Linked DNA regions of Homo sapiens: region 1 is linked to region 2. A link is an interaction called in ENCODE POLR2A ChIA-PET data of the cell type or tissue named here. Cell type or tissue: PC-3. All regions are shown on one strand.

Evidence for each region. ChIA-PET counts read pairs that join two places held together with the same protein. Peaks named below come from ENCODE experiments on the same cell type or tissue, not always from the same donor. Only the 100,000 strongest peaks of a DNase experiment are listed, where the experiment ranks them.
Region 1: POLR2A ChIA-PET joins it to region 2 with 6 read pairs; 1 of 35 experiments calls an interaction of 5 or more read pairs at or near these places.

The regions. Positions count from the first base shown.
Region 1 is chr2:237,817,323-237,819,822 of GRCh38, reverse strand. It overlaps RBM44 (RNA binding motif protein 44), which reads right to left. Exons shown (of 16, transcript NM_001080504.3): 3 at 1,227-2,500; 4 at 864-922. Among named protein-coding and RNA genes, the nearest start is that of RBM44, 20 kb to the right of the region's middle. In PC-3, no CTCF peak of the experiment used is centred here; a DNase peak (open chromatin) is centred at 1,542.
Region 2 is chr2:237,873,370-237,875,869 of GRCh38, reverse strand. The region is part of intron 1 of RAMP1 (receptor activity modifying protein 1); the gene reads right to left. Among named protein-coding and RNA genes, the nearest start is that of RAMP1, 15 kb to the right of the region's middle. In PC-3, no CTCF peak of the experiment used is centred here; a DNase peak (open chromatin) is centred at 1,139; H3K4me3 peaks cover 927 bases; H3K27ac peaks cover 1,830 bases.

The DNA.
Region 1 (2,500 bases), 56 kb after region 2:
CTAAATCAAACTTTGGCCAAGATTTTTAAAAGTTATAAGCATTTTGGATGAAAATTATTCTTAAAACATATTATCTTTTTAATAGAAAATAATTTACATATTTCTTAATAGTTAAGGATCATTAATATAAGCAAATATTTTGCTGTACTATTATATCAAAAAGCCCCAAATCACTATGTTTTTTTGAGTATTAGTAGTTTTTGGAGGTCTTCCCTTGTTACTAATTGCCACTTCTAGCTATTCTCAATGGTTCTGCTTCTAGAAACCAATAATTTAATTGTATAGAACTGAAACGCCAGATTAAACATATTAGAAGAATGAGTAATAAGTGAAGGAAAAAGTAAATGACCTCAGAGTATGATAACTAATTTCGCTTCTTAGACCTTCCCTGTTTCTCTCCCTCCCACTTCCTGGTTCTCCACTGTGTTCTGAATTACAAGAGTATCTGATAAATGCAAAGCAAATTATGCAATGAGTTAAAATCAAGATTAAAATGCTCCTGTGAAAGTAGCTATTTACTTCTCCAAATAAATGACATATTCCAAAGGTGCTAGTTTGTTCTGGCCTACAGGTGAATAAAGTGAAAGGAAATGGAAAATTAAATCAGTATGGATTTGGGTTGAACAAGTAAAGATTAGATGCCATGAGTTTCTGAAGAAATTGAGACTGAAATCTCAATAAGTGAAGAGCTTTAATATTCTATATTGTTTTAATATTTATTTGAATGCAAACGGTTGAAACAGATGATTTCTTAAAGTCCATTTTAGCTATTATTCTATATGGGTAAGTATGCTATACAGAAAGCAAATACTATTTTGATTTTTTCTTCCAGATGTATCTGTAAGCATATATAAATGATGTACCTCTCAGGATGTTTCTTTAGGTCTGTGATACCACATGCTTTTCTTAATTCCAGGAAATCCTGAAAATATGATTTAAAATTAAATTTAAAAAAGTTATATCTGAAATTCCAAACTAATAAAATGTACAATTCAATTTCTAATGGATTTTGTGGGAGGAGCTGCCAGGAGAGGAGGATAGAACTGGTGGTAATTTACACGTCTTTTTTTTTTAATTTACTTTTTAATTTACTCCCTTTTTAATTTACTCCCCTCATCTAGCATCTTCTCACAAAAGCCTTAATTCAACGAACCAAAAACACTTACATTAGCATACACTGTCTCTTTATAAAGTCCAAATTTTATTATTACTCATATTGATTTTACCTTATTTAGAAAATTTCCATTAGGTTTTAAACTGTCAACGGAGAGAGATTTTCCTGATCCTTTTGTTATAGCCATCTGTGTATCTATACAATCTTCACTGTATGACCAATCTGTACTACAAGCCACACTTTTTTGTTTCTCATTTTGCCATTCATCAGGTCGTTTTTTATTCATCATTGTTATCTCTGTGTTGCTTGATGTAGATACTACAGAAGGTCTTGCACTTGTTGCCCTGCTGGTTGTGAAACAAGCCCTAAAATCAGTGCTAACGTCCACTGTCTGATTAATTGTGACTGTACAACTTGCTGCATCTGTCAATGATTTAGTACACATTTCTCCTATATTGTGAAAGCATGTTTTCTTTGTGGTACTGCTATGAGCAACTTTTAGGGACGTATTATCTTCTATTGCCTGATTATCTCTGACTGCGATCTTTGGTAGCATAGCAGAAAAATCTAAGGCTGAGTCAGCAGTGTTTTGTAGGCTTTCATAATATCCACAGGCAGAAATTATCGAATCATCAAAAACAGAGGTCCAGGAAGTTTGACAATCTTTACAGGGTTGGAGTAATGTCTCTAAAGCTTTATCCTGTGGTAATGTGCTAGGATTTTCAAGGTGCAGTAATATTTTGTTCTCAACAATTTTATTTCCACAAAAATCTTTACCTTCATTTATTTGAGATTTCATGTTTTCAGTATAAATTTTCATTTTTAATACTTTTTGAGGGCTCAAGGAACCACTCTTAGATTGAGATTCCTGGTTTCCTGGAGAATTGCTTCTTAGTACACTGCCATCAAATACAGTGTGGTACATTGAATTAGTCTCTTGTTCCTTATACTTTTCATGCTTTAGGTCATGATATTCTCTTAACATAACAGAATTCTGAAATTTGGAGACATGAAGTGACTCTTCTTGTCCATAAACATCAAGTGAATCGAAAGAGATGATAGAACCACTTCCCGAGTTAACACGATTATCTTCTACATTGCTAGCACATTTAACTTCATAACCCGAATTTCCTAATTCAACAACTTCTGGATTAGATATATCTAATGCTTTTGTTTGGTCAAAAGATAAATGGTTACTTATGTATTCTTGTTCTTCTGCACTGTGATATTCCTGCTGTGAGTCTTCATCTGTATCATGCTTTTGTGTATCTTCAGCACTTTCTCTATAATTAGCATCTGAAATATTGTAGATTCTTTCCAAGCCAACAGTCTTATCTTGATGTTCCAAAATATTAAAAAAAACCTCCTCTTTTTTCTGCACTTCAG
Region 2 (2,500 bases):
GGGCGAGCAGGTGGCCATGCAGGGGTGGGGTGGGGGTGCTGTTGCAGAGCACCACTCCAGGCCCAATGGCTGGTGTGTCAGGGTGAACGGATCCCACACACTGCACACCTGGGCACTGGCCCAGCCCACAGCTGCTAGAGAGAGCTGAGTGCTGACCAGAGAGGCTGAGCCCTGCACGGGGCTGAGGCCATGAGTGGGTCCCAAAGAGCCAGGTGTGTTGAATCAGGGATGTTTAGCCCAAGAAGCCAGGGAGTGATGTGGGTGCAGTCGGGCCTGCATGGAAGGCTGGGAGTTGGAAAAAGCCCCACGGAGGAGCTCAGGACAGGACCTGCTAGCAAGCGAGACAGAGTCCCCCCACCTCACTCCAGTGGGTCACCCACCCTCGACCCCTGGCATGAGTGCCCAGCATTGGAGTTTGTGGCCACAGAGGGAGCTGCATCTGCCTCTGGGAAGGCTGAGGGCAGAACAGCCTCCTCCGGGCACCCCGGGGACACCTCAGGAGGCTCTGTACCCACCTGAGTCCATGCTGCTTCCCGACAGCACAGGTGTGTCCCCACCATGTCCATACCAGCACTGTGAGTGCACCTTGGGGCTGGCTGGGCCCGCTGTGGATGCACCCCCCACCCTGGGGGCTTCTTTCACCCCCAGTCAGGGCAGCCTTGGGGAAGGGGCTATTTCTGACACCTGCCCCATCAAGATGCCCCCTAGGAAAGCCCACCTACTGTGGACAGTGATGCCCCAGGAGCTCCCAGGGGCTCAGGAGGGCTCAGACACTGACTTGTCAACTCAGGGAAGGAATTCCAGGCTGCCTGTCCAGCTGCAATTGGAGAATCGTCCCTCTGTTTATCCCTCACTGCTCCTGGCATCCCGCCCCCCACTGCCTTTCTCTGGTGAATCCTGGGTCCCAGTCCCACCTGCCCTCCTCCGCTGCCCTGTCCTCCAAGAGGCCCCCGGCTGATCCTACCTATGGGAAGCCTGCCCCCTTACCCTGTCCCCCAGCCCATTTCCTCAGAGCCTCACTCAGGGCTGGTGGAGGGTCTCTTTCTTTTCTCAGAACCCTCTTGGCTGCCCTCTCATCTCCTACTCCTTTCTGACTCACGCTGGCACCCAGCAGCTTTGCACATTCATATTTGTCAAATGAGCCAGCAAATAAGATGGCCATACCCGGATTTCTCAGTGGCCATTCTGCCTGGGAGTGAAGCAAGCGTGCCTCAGGCTATCCTGCCTGGAGTGGAAAGATTGGGTGTCAGGGTCATGAACCACTGCAGACTCCCCTCCTGCTTTGGAAGAGCCGCTTCTAGGACAAATGAAGATGAACAGGCATGTCTGTGCCTCAGTCGGGATCCTTGGCTGCACGCAACAGAAACCAACTGGGGCTGGTGTGAGCAGTGGAGGATCTGGTAAAGGGACCCTGGTGGCTCCCAAGTCCCCAGGAGGGTCTGGGAAGCGGGGTCTGCACAACCGCCCTGCAGAGCCAGTCCCCGTGCGGAGGCCGAGCTGCTCCTTCTGGTGGGGTCTCCAACAAGTGAAGCGAATGCAGGTGCAGGGGCCAGAAACAATGACAGCGGTCCTTTCACCCCAGGCCACAGGGTGGCCCTCCCTGTCAAATTCAGGTCAATCTCCTGCTGTCCCCTGGGCTGTCCAGAGCAGCGGCCTGCCCCCAGCCTACTGGGCCTTCCTCTCCTGCAGCCCAGCCAGTTCTAGCTTCCACCACCCATGCAATCCCCTGTCCGGGTCTGGCTGCAGGGCTGGTCCGGTGGCCTTGACCCTGGCCTGGCTCTGGGCTGGTCCCTCCTGGATGCTGCATCCCCCACCTCTCTTAGAGCCATTCTGCCTCCCAAGGGGCGGGACTGCCATACCCAGCCCATTGTCCCTTGCTCCTTAGGGACAGAGCCCTCCCTGACCAGTGCTGCCCTTTCTTTCCCGCCCTATGGGAGCCCAGAGTCCCACAGCTGGGATGAGGCCAGGGGCAGCTGTTCAGGCAAATCTGGAAACCAGTTTCATTTTTTAGGTACAGGCGAAGAATGCTTGGGTTTTTCTTAAACGAGCCTGATGTGGTTTCTTTCCTTGCAGAGAGAGGTAACATCAAAGTTTTAAAATAGGATAAAATTGCCAAAGTTTTAAAACAAGCCATTCAGGGCCAAATGGGTTCCATTCCTCTGTGTGACTGCAAATGTAATCATTCATAACTCATGTCTTTCAAAAGCCACGTGCAGAGGTTGCTGGGTAGACGGCTGCGCTCCTCACTCAGCCCTCGGCGTGTTAAGACAGGAAACTTCCCTCGAGCTGTGCGTAAGTTAGGAACTCAGTGTTGCTTGAGGGGGTTCAGAGCAACGGCTTCCTTCTCCACAGCAGGACAGCGCCCCTGAAATGAGCATGCATAGCAGGCACCCCAAAGGTGGAGGGCCCCTCAAGCAAAGTGACAGGGTGGGGACAGAAGGACGGGGCAGCCGGGCCCCCCACAGGGGACCCCTGGACACTGCTCATCAGGTGTTTGGGC